Regions from separate parts of the Mus musculus genome. Here region 2 is linked to region 1. Evidence: chromatin contacts called from ENCODE Hi-C data. All regions are on one chromosome and are shown on one strand. The core of a region is the stretch at or near the end of the contact, and the rest is flanking DNA. Distances in the headings are between cores, read along the strand shown.

Evidence for each region. Hi-C counts contacts between places; a loop is a spot of excess contacts on that map.
Region 2: a map of Patski shows a loop between it and region 1 (2.7-fold over the local background). The contact joins two enhancer-like sites. A Hi-C loop is called at or near these places in 2 of 37 maps with a recorded cell type or tissue (Patski and T-helper 2 cell).

What each region holds. Positions count from the first base shown.
Region 1 is chr15:78,255,513-78,262,742 of GRCm38, forward strand. It overlaps Ncf4 (neutrophil cytosolic factor 4), which reads left to right. Exons shown (of 10, transcript NM_008677.2): 7 at 419-517; 8 at 5,112-5,242; 9 at 5,460-5,525; 10 at 6,684-7,068. The coding sequence ends at 6,879. Among named protein-coding and RNA genes, the nearest start is that of Ncf4, 14 kb to the left of the region's middle. Within about 2 kb of position 2,864, at least 1 of the 3 ENCODE cell types and tissues checked has a DNase peak (open chromatin) inside an H3K27ac peak, as active enhancers do.
Region 2 is chr15:78,551,287-78,558,452 of GRCm38, forward strand. It overlaps the pseudogene Gm6723. Among named protein-coding and RNA genes, the nearest start is that of Sstr3, 11 kb to the left of the region's middle. Within about 2 kb of position 3,564, at least 1 of the 3 ENCODE cell types and tissues checked has a DNase peak (open chromatin) inside an H3K27ac peak, as active enhancers do.

The DNA.
Region 1 (7,230 bases), core at 1,614-4,113:
CCCACACACAGGCTAGACCTCATCCGCCGCAACTGTGGCGCCCTCCTGCTGTGTGCCACTGTGCACTTTGGATGGTGTTGGGTGCACAGCATGAAATGCCATGGCAAAGAACAGTGGGATGGATGCAGGAGGGCTGTAACCCATAGGGAGGCCAGCGAGGCGGGGGAGCAGGGCAAGCTAGGCACAGAGTTTGGATTCCCCCCTTCCAAATGTGAACCCTACCTGCTCTGAAAGGACCACCCACTTTGTAGTTGGGGGAGAGTAGGGTTTTAATCGAAGTCCTCTGCAAACAGAGGGGCTGTATCAGCACCCTTCCAAACCCTCAGTTTCCTTACCTACAGAGAGGGACACCACAGTGGTCAAGCCCTTCAAAGACTCAGCGTTCTCTCTGTCTCAGCAATGCTGTCCCTCTCCTCAGGCCTTGTTTGACTTCACTGGGAACAGCAAATTGGAGCTAAGTTTCAAAGCTGGAGATGTGATCTTCCTTCTCAGTAAGATCAACAAAGACTGGCTGGAGGTAAGCTGGGGAGAGGGGTTCAGAATCAGGAAGACTAACTAGAGGCAAGAAGGAGGGTGATGGCAGAGTACATGGATGATGGGGTGGAAGTGGAATTGGAGGTGAGGGTGGAGGTCAGATGGAGATGAGATTGGAGGAAGGGCTGAGGTGGAGGTGGAAGTGGAGATGAAGGTGGAGAGAGGTTGGATGTAAAGTTAGTGATGAGAATGGAGGTGAAGGTGGCAATGAAGGTGGAGGTGAGGATGGAAGTAAGACTGGAGTTAATGATGGGAACAAGGCTGGGGTTGATGATGGGGTAAGGGTGGGGGATGGTGGTAAGGATGGGGGTGAGGATGGAGGTGAGGATGGGGGTGAGGATAGAGGTGAGGATGAGGTGAGGATGGAGGTGAGGATGGGGTGAGGATGGAGGTGAGGATGGGGGTGAGGATGGAGGTGAGGATGGAGGTGAGGATGGGGGTGAGGATGGAGGTGAGGATGGGGGTGAGGATGGAGGTGAGGATGGAGGTGAGGATGGGGGTGAGGATGGGGGTGAGGATGGAGGTGAGGATGGAGGTGAGGATGGGGGTGAGGATGGAGGTGAGGATGGAGGTGAGGATGGGGGTGAGGATAGAGGTGAGGATGAGGTGAGGATGGAGGTGAGGATGGGGTGAGGATGGAGGTGAGGATGGGGGTGAGGATGGAGGTGAGGATGGAGGTGAGGATGGGGGTGAGGATGGAGGTGAGGATGGGGTGAGGATGGAGGTGAAGATGGGTTGAAGTTGGGGTTGAGGATGGAGGTGAGGATGGGGGTGAGGATGGGGGTGAGGATGGAGGTGAGGATGGGGGTGAGGATGGAGGTGAGGATGGAGATGAGGATGGGGGTGAGGATGGGGGTGAGGATGGGGGTGAGGATGGGGGTGAGGATGGGGGTGAGGATGGAGGTGAGGATGGGGGTGAGGATGGAGGTGAGGATGGAGGTGAGGATGGAGGTGAGGATGGAGGTGAGGATGGGGGTGAGGATGTGGGTGAGGATGGAGGTGAAGATGTGGGTGAAGATGGAGGTGAGGATATAGGTGAAGATGGGGTTGAAGTTAGGGATGAGGATGGAGGTGAGTCTGAGGTGAGGGATGAGGCAAAGGCAGAGGCAAGGTTAGAAGAAAGGTATTTTTGAGTGTTTTACAGGCAGACACCATGAGAGATCTGGGGAAGCCCAAGGATAGAAGTCCTCTGTTACAGTCCTGGAGGTCCTGGCAGGGTTGGGTGACCTGTGGGGTGTCCTGTTTTTGATCCAGATGTGTTGGTGAAGCAGAACATTCATGCCACAGCATATGTGAGGGAACAGCTTGCAGAAGTTGACCCTCTCCTGTCAGGCTGGTTGTGGAAGTGAAACTAGGGTTGTCAGACATGGTAGCACCCTCTTTATCCCCTGAGCCATTTCACAGCCTCCTCCCCCCACCCCTGCCATTCTCTTTAATTTCTTGATCACTAACAAGGCTTCTAGGAACTGACACTCTTTGGGGGTGGGGTGGGGTCGTGGAGACAGATAATTCCTGGGAAAGGGCAGGCTATTTAGGGAAGGAAAGGCAGTCAGGGTGTTTAGCAGTACCCTGGTCTTCCCACTAGGTGTCACCAGTGCACCTGGTCACAGCAATCACATAGGTTTCTCCAGGTTTGCTTTGTGGGGGTCAGACTTTCTCCACTGAGAGAAGTGAAGGCTCATATGTAATAATGTTACTTCCCTAACCAGCAGCAAGGATGACTGATTAAGAGTGGGTGTCCGTGCCTGAGGCAGCTCGGTAGAGGAGCTCTCACCTAGTGTGCAAGGCTCTGGGTCCCACTCACCATACTGTGAGACAACAGAAGATCTAATGCATTTCTAGCTGTCCTTGTGTACCTCAGGAGGTTGCTTAACCCCGTGGTTTCCTTTCCTGTGAATGATGAAAACAGTTTCTTCAGTGGTTCCCGTCAGGGACAAGGGAGAGGCGGATGTCCTCCAGGCCTTGGCCCCAGAGAGTCTAGGTGCCTCGTTCCCACTGCATGTGAGGGGACTGGGAAGTCTTGAATGTGACCCTGAAGCTGGGCCCCCTTGGGTGTTTCTTTGCTCCACACTGACAGGGAATGACTGTGCCAGGTCCCTGGGTCTGGTCATCTCTATCATAATATTGTCACCGTTGGACATTCTCTGGCCCTCACTGTGTCTGAAGGAGGCAGGGTTCCCGGTATCCTGAGGCTGGGCAGGAGTGGGAGTGGCAGGTGTAGGGATATAACACTTTGAGCTTCTGCCTCCTTGTGCACTGGGTCTCAGAAGCCATGTCCACCCGAGCAGTGACTGTTGTGACCACCACTGTCATAAGAGGAACTGTTGACCGCTTTACTGTCTTCTGGAAAGTCTTACTGTCTAGTGTGTCGTCACTGGCAGACCTCAGGCTGCAGGAAGGGCCTCTGTGGCGTAGGAAGAGGAAGGAGCCTCAGTCTGCGAGGCAGCGGGAAGAGGATGTGATTCCTGGGGCTGCGGAGATCAATCAGGCAGCAAACAGGACCTGAGCTCAATCCCAGAGCCCACACACTAAAAAGTCAGCCATGGTGGCTTGTGCTTATCATCTAGCTCTGGGGGAGACAGAGACAGAGACAAGCCCTGGGACTTGCTGTCCAGCCGCAAACCAGCTACAAATTGGCCAAGTTCCAGCTTGCTTTCTGTCCCTGTGATAAACACCAAGGCCAGAGGCAACTTGGGGACAAGAGGGTTTACTTGGTTAAGTTATAACGTTTCCATCCCTGAGCGAAGTCAGGACAAGAAATAACCTGGAGGCAGAAATGAAGCTGAGGCCATGGAGGGGTGCTGCTTACTGGCTTACTCTCCATGGCTTGTTCAGACTGCTTTCTTGTACAACCTGGGACCACCTACTCAGGGGTGCCCCCATACAGTGGGCTGGGCCCCCCACATCAATCGTTAATAATAATAATAATAGTAATAGTAATAATACTCCAAGGACTCTCCCACAGGCCAATCTAATGAAGACATTTTCTCAGCTGAGGTTCCCTCTTTCTAGACAACTCTCTTTGTGTCAGCTTAACAGAAACCAGTCAGTACGGATGAGTCCCAGGTCAATGAAAGACCCTGTTTCTTTTTATTATTATTATTAGGTATTTTATTTATTTACATTTCCAGTGCTATCCCAAAAGTCCCCCATACCCTCCCCCACCCACTCCCCTACCCACCCACTCCCACTTCTTGGCCCTGGCGTTCCCCTATATTGAGTCATATAAAGTTTACACGACCAATGGGCCTCTCTTTCCACTGATGGCCGACTAGGCCATCTTCTGATATATATTGGATGGATCCCAGGGCCCCCAATGGAGGAGCTAGAGAAAATACCCAAGGGGCTAAAGGGATCCCTATAGGTGGAACAACAATATGAACTAACCAAGACCCTGTTTCAAATAGGAAAAAAATGTAGATAAAGACTGGAGTGACATCTGAAGTAATCCTCTAGACTACATATGTACACATACACAGACACATGTATGTACACACTCACATAAATGCACACACATGCTCACATGCACATCTGCATATGCATTCGCACACATAAGTGCATGTATGTACTTACACACATACAAATACATAAGTATACACATGCCCACACACATATAAATATAGATACCAAAAAGAATGCATCTTCTGTCTCATGACCATGGAGGTTTTAAGTGACCACATGAGCAACACAGAGACAGGATTGGGTCTCCCCAGTCCTGCACTTAGGTGAGAGGCCCAAGCCTCCGGGTGACACCCAAAACCTGTGGAGGAGCATGAAGCACTTTCAGGTCTCTCTGCAGTCCCCAATGTCTGCCTCTTGCCCTGATTTCCCCTTTACACGCGTAGCCATTGACCACAGAGGGCTGCTCATGTGTCCCTGTCGTTCTGTGCCATCAGGAGTGCTGCATGAGGGAACAGTGCTTGTGTAACTCCCGGACCCATAGATCGGGCATAGTGGTGCTCGAGAACCTCTGCTGAAGGAAAGAATGGATGAGGAAGAGAAGAAAGGAAGAAGGGAGATGGGAGAGAAGGGAGAGGAGAGACAGGTGAGGCAGGGAGCTTCCCAGATAAGTTCAGGGCTCTTATAAAACTAGAGTGCAGGTCTCTGGGTTAGGCAGCCTGGTGAATCTCCTCACTTTGCCTCTCTGTGTTAGTTGGCTCTGGTCACTATAATAGAACGCCCGAGGCATCTAGCTTATGAAGAAGAAAGGTTTGCTATGGCTCACAATGCTGGAAGCTCCAATTCCTGCGCTGAGGTCCTGCATCCTGACAGGAGCGTGTGAGAGTAAAATTCTTGCATTGTGGTTAGAAAGAAAAATAAATAAGTAAAATAGATTAATTAATTAATTAAAAAAGAGGAAAGGAGCAGGTCCCCACTACTTGATTAAGGGAGCCCTCTCCCTAGCAAGAAAGGACATTTCTATTAGTATCTATTTCTCCAAGCTCCCACAACCACCCTGGGGACCAAGCCTTTGACACCTGATCTTTGGGGGACAATCTATGACAATCGTTGTTGTAAAGAGTGTGGGACTCTGAGACGTGACACTGGGTCTCACCAGCCTCTTCTTTCACTTCCAGGGCACCTCCCAGGGAGCCACAGGCATCTTCCCAGGGTCCTTCGTGAAGATCCTTAAGGACTTTCCCGAGGACGAGGACACCACCAACTGGCTACGATGCTACTTCTATGAAGACACAGGCAAAACCATCAAGTTGGTGTCCTGCTGGGAGAACGGGCCTCTTACTCCTCCCTGCCACCCCTACCATGCCACTGTCTCCCAGTCAACGCTCCTGTGTTGTCTCTCCCCTCCCCTGCAGCTGCTGCTGTGGCTCCCAGATAAACCATAGTGCTTTAGCAAGAGCTTGTTTCTGGCACCACACACGTCCCTCTTCCACCCTGATGCTTGTCTCTTCTACTGTCCCCCTTAGGGACATTGCGGTGGAGGAGGACCTCAGCAGCACGCCCCTGTTCAAAGACCTGCTAGCGCTCATGAGGTGAGAGGTTGGGAAGGGAGGGAGACTTTGGAGGGCAATGCGCTAGGAGGGGACCTGTGACAGCTCCAGTCTCTGCAGTACACGGTGCCTTAGAGAGGAGCCAAGCAGGCTGCAGAGGGCAAGGGCTCAGTGGAGGTCCCAGTGTGTGACTGTGGATCTGCTATCAGAACATCTCTCTAGCGAAAAGCCTTGTACTTGGACACACACACACACACACACACACACACACAGAGCTGGGGAAATTCCAGGCCATTGCTGAAAAGTTTACTCATAGCACTGTCCCATCTCTCACGATTCAAAACAGCGCAGTCTGTATGAGGACTATATTGCACTCCTATCGTTAGCTGATGTGTGCTCAGATTCTGTCAGCACATGCACAAACATGTGTAGGCACACTAACACACAAACACATTCACACACACAAAAAAAACAAACACACGAACCAATACACACCCAAAACATATAACAAATGAGCACAAACACACAGTGTACACACAAACATACACAAACACACAAAGATATAACACACAAACACATAATATACATAACATACAACACAAACACAAAACAAACATGTACACAGAAACACAAATATACGTAAATACCTAAAACACAGACATACACATAAAAGAAGCACACACACTCACTCACTCACAATGTCCCCCTGGCCATATCTACCATTCTCAAGACCTCCCGATGACTTAGCCCCCATACCCCGGTTACCACTGACAAGAATATTGTAAATCTTCATTCACATATACCGTCTCATTATCAAGAAGTGGGATTATGGGATGGAAGTGTATGCAAGAGGATTAGACTGGGATGGCACATGGGGAGTTAGTTCAGATCTTGTTCCCTCCAGCCATGATGAAGCATGGCCCTCCTCCCAAAGTTGTCACTGGTTCCTACAGGCCTCCTGGGCAGCCTTGCTTTCTCTTAGGAAACTCCTAAACCTTCCACCCACTTATACACAAGAAGCTTCAGGCCGTACCATTATTGGATTACCCAGTGTCCTCTTCCTTTGAGGTCTCTGTTTCCCCATCTGCAGAACAGGAGTAAGGCTGTTGGATGATGGGCCCCGGTACCACTTGGATCCACAGACTCAAAGGCCCTGGGAGAAGCCAGGATCCATAGACTAATCCTGGTGTGTTGCCCTAGGCGTGAGTTCCAGAGAGAAGACATTGCCCTTAGCTACCAGGATGCTGAGGGGGACTTGGTTAGGCTGCTGTCAGATGAGGATGTGGGACTCATGGTGAAGCAAGCCCGAGGCCTCCCTTCCCAGAAGCGCCTCTTCCCCTGGAAGCTGCATGTCACACAGAAGGACAACTACAGTGTCTACAACACTGTCCCCTGAGTCACAGGGACCCTGTGGCAAGGACGGGGCGCTCAGCAAAGGGCCTTTACCTTCCAAGAACACGGAGACCTTCAGGGAGACTGATGTAAGATGCAAACCTCCTGGCCCAGAGTGCCTACTGGACAGGATTCTATTAAGTTTTTGACACTCTACCTTTTGGATTCAATAAACCATTCTGTCTCTAAGGGCCACAGTTGGGAAATGGGATTTTGTGTAGGGCCAGGGAGTTAAGTGTAATTGACTAAGACCTCTTACCTTTCTGAACGACGTTATGGGGAACATAGTGAACCCACATTTAATAGGACATTAGAACCATCCGCTAAAAGTCTCTAAAAGTGCACAGTAGGGAGA
Region 2 (7,166 bases), core at 2,314-4,813, 300 kb after region 1:
AAGATAAACCTGTTGAAAGCAATGCAGAGAATGGATGCCCAACTTATGAAGTTCAGAGGGAAGCAGATTGCTGGGCTATTTATGTGAATAATCTTTGGTTCTGCTCAGGTTCGGCTAAAGAATTAGCTGTGATTAAGAGACAGCATTATTGAGGTGAAATCTTCTGGAAAGTGTCTTCTGGGAGTCAGCACACAGAATCTGTGTTCCAGAAGGAGCCAAGATTGTACCTTATGCTGGCAACCAAACTTGATAGTGCAAGAGTACCCCCAGGTGGTCCTGATTTTGAAGACACAAATGGGTCATGAAGAGCAGCTGAGATTTGGCACTGTGTAGCCTGACTGGAGTCCCTGAAGAGAGGCCAGGAGAGGCTATTGGTAAAACTGCAGCTCAGTTGCAGCAAGAAACCTGTGGTGGTCTGGATAGGAATGGCCCCATAGATTCATGTGTTTGAAATCTTGGCCCATAGGGAGTGGCACTATTAGGAGATGTAGCCTTGTTGGAGTGGGTGTGGCCTTGTCGGAGGAACTGTGTCACTATGGGAGTGGGTTTTGAGGTCTCATATGCTCAAGCTATACCCAGTATGGCACACTGTCTTCTGCTGCCTTTGGATCAAGATGTAGACATCTCAGCTCCTTTTCCAGCACCATGCTTACCTTCATGCACTTTGCTTCTTGTCAAGGTAATGAACTAAACCTCTGAAACTGGAAGGCAACCTCGATTAAATAATTCCCTCAACAAGGGTTACCATGGTCATGATGGCGCTTCACTGCAATAGAAGCCCTAAGACAGAACTCGAGCATTTTTGAAGACACACGTACCATGGGGTGATCACCAAGAGCAGCAAGAGCACTGGGGTGTAGCCAGACGGAGCCTAGAAGACAAGCTGTGCATGCTACAGAAGGCAGAGGAAAAGCAGTGACCCAAGCCCCTTAGAAGAACCCAGAAGATTGTGAGTGATCCCAGGTAATTGGACAGTTTAGGTTATTCACACTTTTGGAGTTTGGTGTTTCTTTGTTCAGATTATGACCATGCCCTGGTTCCTCCCTTTTGAAGTAGAAAAGCATTTGATTAATTTTTTATTTGACAGGAGCCCACAGACGAGAGACTTTGAATTTTAAAAGACCAGATTTTAAAAGAGACTGGCTATTTTAAAGAGACTGGACTTTTAAGTGTTTAAAAAATTTAAAGACTCTGGAACTTCTAAAATTTGGAATGTTTATATTGTAATGTCAATATTAATGTGTGGTTGTAGGGAAGTACAATCAAGGAAAGGTTATGGTTTAATGGTGATGGGTTTGTGTGTCAAGTTAACAAGAGGTCAATTGTGCTTGCTAGTTTTATGTCAACTTGATACAAGGTAGAGATATTTGAAAGGACAAAAAAATCCCTCCATAAGATCTGGCTGTAGGGGATTTCAGAAGTTGTTGGGAGAGGGCCCAGCACATTGTGGGCTCTGTGTTCTATAACAAATCAGGCTGAGCAAGCCAGTAAGCAGCTTGCCCCCATGGCCTCTGAATCAGCTCCTGCCTCTGGTTCCTGCCCTGCTTGAGTTCTATCTCTTATTGTTTTTGATGATGAACTGTTCCATGGAACTGTGAGTGCATAAACCCTTTCTCCCCAAGTTATTTTTGGTCACGGTGCCTCGTCATAGCAATAGAAACCCTGACTAAGACAGATGTGGACAGAGTCAGTGCCTGTGAAGCTTCTGACGGGAACATGAATGCTCTAGGAACTAGACCACACACCATTTATGTTTGCTTATGTTTGTCCAAGAACCTAACTCTGTTTTCCCCATACCATGAGACTTTGTGAGACTCAGCTTCAAGGTGGCTGACTGACTAATCTGGCAGAGAAAGTTTTAAGGAATTTCAGCATTTAGGTTACAGCGTGGTTATTGCTAGCTGCTTTTAGCCATGTTGATGGTGAGAACAGAGAAGGATTTGAAAACCTTGCAGATTGCTCAGAAAAGGAATGGTTAAAGTTAACTCGAAGAGGAGAAGTAGATTGCTAAAGAGACTCACACCATTAAAAGGATAGCTGGTGTAATGGCACACGTCTTTATTCCCAACCCTGAGAGGCACAGGCAGGAGAGAATCTCTGTGAGTTCAAGGCCAACCTGGTCTACAAAGGAAGTCCCAGGCCAGTTGTGTCCGTGCAGTGAGAACCTGCCTCAGAAAACAAAAAACAACAACAACAATAACAAAAACAACAAAAGAAGCCAAGACCTTGTATCTGACCAGTAGGAAAAAGTACTTCAAGGCCATCTCAAGAATTGGTCAGACCTCAGCCATTGGCAGTGTCTATACTGTTAATGTAATCTTCTAAAAGACTTTCCCAGAATTCCTTTCACCATGCTCATCAGCCACAGTCATGGTCCACAGAGACAGTGGCAGACCTTCTGTCGTTCATACGACGCTGGTTTTGCAGCCACAAAGAGTGGAAGGGTTGTAAGATCACGGAGGCAACCACGCAGATTCCAAAGAAAATCCTGGGAGGCTGGGGACGGGGTTGTGTCTGGGTCAGCCCCAAGAGTCCCCTCTTGTGTGAAACTGGGGAGAAAGGTGAAGATGCTGTGGAGACCAGGCCAAGCTGGAGATGCCAGAGACTTGGAAGAGCTGCCAAGGGAAACCATGAGCAGTGAGCAGAGCCAACCCAGGAAAGAGGCAGTGTGCATTAGAGCCAGCAAGGCCAGAGCAGTGAGATATGTGCCAGGACGTTCACATCATGACACCGTGTGCCCCAGATGCAAAACATGATATACAGGATTTGACATTTGACCTGTTGGGTCTTTGGCCTCACATCTTTCTGTTCTCCTGCTTAACCATGAGCTTTTCTACCAGTGCCTAAATTCCAGAAATAGACTCTGAGACTGAATTACTTCTTCTTCTTCTTTTTTTCCAAATGCAGATTAGCAGCATAGCTTTATTTTCTTCAGCAACAAACATTGAAGCACCAGACTAAATGGCCCCTAAGTGCCTGAGGATCAAGTCAGGAAAAAAATATTAGGCCCCCACATTTATGCAGTAGTTACTATTTCTAGAATCTTTTCCCTAGGGAAAAATATATTGCTTAGGAGGAGATGGAAATAAGGTCAGACATGGGTCCCCAGCCAGACTTAATGGGAAACCGGGGGCCCAAAAAGCTGTATGGTGTTTACCACTAGGGAAAGCTGGTCAAGAAAGTTGATGATGGAAATTCGGAGGAGTCGAGAATCTTCCGCGATCCAGCGTACCTCCAGCAGGCAGCCGCTCACTTTAAGCTCCTTCCCTACCAGTCCTCGGTGTGGTTCGACATCTGGAACTAGGGACCCACAGGCGATTTCTGCCTCCAAAGAGGTCGGGAAAGGCACGAAGAGGGCAAATCTACGATATCGGCTTCCAGGCCTTTGGGTTAAAGGCACGATGCTTTTGCTGGGATTTCGGGAGGCTTCCAGTGCTCTTCCAACAGGGTGCGCTCCACTGGGAATAACTGCCTTTGTGCCTGCATTACCAGGACAGCAGCGGCTAGTCGGACCGTAGGCGCCATCTGCAGTGTGGCTTAAACCTGTGTGTGCTGTCTGCATTTCTGCTGCTGTTCCTCCTTCCAACCCACCTTCACGTTACCAGCCCGCCGCCTCCGCCATTGCTGCGGCCCAGAACCCACCTTCGGAATTACTTCTTGAATTAATAAATGGCTAAGCCACAAGCTTGGGCTTGTTCCCCGACTAACTCGTAACTCAATTAACTGTTTATTCTATTTCATGAGTGCCACACGGCTGGCTACCTCTTCTCAGTTTCATAAATCTGTCTCCTCCGAGTTCAGGCAAATATCCTCCCACAGCAGACTCTATCCCAGAATCCTCTCTTCCTGCCAAGACTCCCACCTCCTACTTCCTGTCTAAGCTAATAGGCCAGTAGCTTTTTATTGACAGGTGATGCTCCCACCCAGTGCACGAAAGAGTCTCTCTACACCCTGTTCAACCCAAAAGAATAAGAGTGTTTACTGTGTGGTGTTATATACTTTTGAGTTTGTCAATTTGCCTGGACTCTCAGTTTCAGTTTGAACTTTTGATCAATATTAAAATTGTTGAGACGTTTGGAGAAAACCTCAGTGCAGTCCGGGGTATGAACAGGGCAGCCGTGTTGAGTAGACTGGTCGTCTTCTGCAACCGTCTTTATTTGGAGATTAAGTGTGATCTAAGGAAATGCATTAGGTGTCAAACTGACATGGGCTGGGACTGCAAAGGTGAATCTCAATTATCAAGTTGATTGAATTGAGAGACACCTAGGAAATTCATAAAGAACAGCCTGAGTGTGATCATTTCCAGAAACGACTAGATAATGGAGCCTCTGAGTTAACCACTGATTTAACCCCCCGAGAGTCTAATTTCAGACAGACTGTTGGGAAGTGGAACTGCGGAACGTACGGCGCAGGTCACTCAGACCGTGGTTCGGAAGGGTAAACCTTGGTCCTGGCTCTTTGTTCTTTATCCGTTTGCTGGCAGATTACAGAGATGAGCAAGCTCTGCTCCACCATGTCCTTCCTACATGGTGTTCCAGCCTCGCTACTGGCCTAAAAGGGAAGAATTGACCAACCACCAACCAAAGCCTTGGAAACAAGCCAAAGCAAATCTTTCTTCCCTTAAATGCTATATCTTGGCTAACTTGTCCCTGTGGAGGGATTACCAAGTAAGATCGAATTCACATCTTCCAAACCCAGTGTGGCTCTTCACCCTGGCTTTCTTGAAGCAGGCTCAGAAGGTTAACTGCTCCTCAAGCAGGCTCTTCAGTGTCCTAAGCCATCACTGTCATCGACAGCCTACAGTGTCCAGATCCAGACACCCACCCCCCAGTTCCAGGAGATGGGCTTTCTCTGTGTCGTTTTGATCTGCACCCCTCCCCGATCCTTCCCTCTTCCCATCATGCCCTGAGGTCTAGCCTTCACCGCCCTCTGCTCTATAGTTCAACTACCAGGATTTGAGGTCATAGCTGTCTCACAGTTTCTCTGCACACAGATTTTTTTCTGTTTCTTCTGTCCTCGGTTCGTGGCCACCTTTCCACAGGGCCAGGGTATAAGGACTTAGGGTATATGTACCATCCCATGGTATACCAACCCTGGATGCACTGACCCTCAGACCAGAGCTCTTCCTTTCTGTACAGAAGATTCTGATGTGTGGAACAAATCACAAGGGCAAAGGTATCCACGTGTCTGTCTCTCCTGACCTCCGAGCCCCTGGTGAGAAAAGACTGGGCCTCATCCTTCTCTGTGTGTGCAGTCTTAGCACAGAGGAGTGGGGACACAGGAAGTGAATAGAAGCCAGTGTTCTTCTATGCCTTGTGGCCTTTTGCCTTCCTGGGGGTCCTCTCATGGCATCTAGCTCTGCCTCGCCATCTGCAGGACCCTTTATTGTGTCCTTTACTGACATCCCATGAAGCCTGTGTAGAGGCAGGTGGGGGTGGGGAGACAGAGCAAAGCCGCAGACATCAAGGTTCTCCAGACTCAGAGCCTGCAGAGGAGCTGTGCTGCTCCCCCTCATGATCCGGGATGGCTGGGCTCATCCAGGCCGCTCTCCTCACTCACATTAGTAGTAGATGGGGCAGTCAGAGGGGACTCAGCTGATGTGGCACACACAAGATGGATCACGGGCATGGCTACACCTTGGTGGGCAGTAGAAACCTGCTTCAGCAGGATGGCAGATTATGGGCATGGCTGGTTCTCTCTCTCTCTCTCTCTCTCTCTCTCTCTCTCTCTCTCTCTCTCTCTCTTATATATTCTTTTATCCATTCCCTCATTTGTGTCAATCACTCAGGAGGCAGAGGTAAGCAGATCTCTGCAAGTTCAAGGCCACCCTGATCTACAGAGCAAGTTCCAGAAGAGCCAGGCCTATAAAAAAGAAACCTTGATCTTGAAAGCAAAACAAAACAAAACAAATGACATTATAGCTCTGGATGAGAACCTGAATCAGGGACTGAGTGGCTATGTTGACAGAGCACATGGGACTGAAAGCACAGGGGACAGCTACACAGAGGGACCACTTCCCTGTTCTCTGCTGACATGGGGACCTCCTATATAGCCTGTGAGCTCCTGAGGGCACGGTGCAGCCCCCAGACTCCATGACAGTCTGTCAGATGAGTCCCGGCTCCAGCGAACAGCAGATCTTAGGATGACACTTGGGGTGGCACAGTCTGTGACACACGATCCTACTGAGACTTCCCGGTGCATTTGGAGCGGGGACTGAGAGAGGGAAAGCAGGAGGCATCCTGGGAAAGACGTCACTGCTGACCAGAGGAAAGGGCCAAGGCTCAGCTCAGGAGGGGCAGTGCAGTTGGGGGCTTGAATTAGGGGACCCTAGGATGACAGTCATCCAGGCTTGACTTGTGAGTGTGGACGTGAGATGGTGGGGCTAAGAGGTCCCTGCTTCGGAAGAAGGAGCAGGAAGCAGCTAGCTGGAGGCTGAGAGCTTTGGAAGAGATGGAGGTCTGGTCCAGCAGGTGCTTACCTCACTCCTGGGCCATGATGCCATGGACAAGAGGGCTGAGCATAGAGTAGAGAGCCCCGGCCCCTCCCAGGCCACACACTGTGTGCTCTGGTACCAGGTGAATGCTGTGGAGCAAGCCTCACTTCTGAGCCTACCCAGCAAGCACTTCCTCCTGTTTCAAAACCATCTCACAGCTTGTCATTCGCTGCTCAGGAGGCCTCTGATCCTCAGCCGCTCAGGGTCTAGGGCCTCAGGTACTAACAGGGAACATCGGTGGGAAGTCTGGCCAAGTGTGCTAAAAACGAGTAACTGGGTCCTCCAGCATTCATTCTGGAAGCAAGGCTGATGCAGGCTAACAGCACCGGCCCGGTTTATCTTTCTGTCTCTGTCTGAAGCCGTTGGCTTCTGCTGTTGATGCTGTAGGCTGCAAGCTCACCAGGTGACAGTGGCTGCTCTGGACATCCCATCAGTTTTCAGAGCAAGAGACCACTTTTGTTATCTTTCTTCCAAGAAACAGCATCTCTGACTGACTTTCCTTGTGTGGATGTGGTTGGTGAAAACAGTGTGACCTCGGAGCCCCAAAGGCTGAGAAAACACGTATATTTACTTTAAAGGTTTAGTTTTGTTTTTAATGGGGTGTGTGTGTGTGCCCACAGAAGCCAAAAGAGGGTGTCAGATCCTCCTCCAGGGAGGTGGAATTAGGAACAAA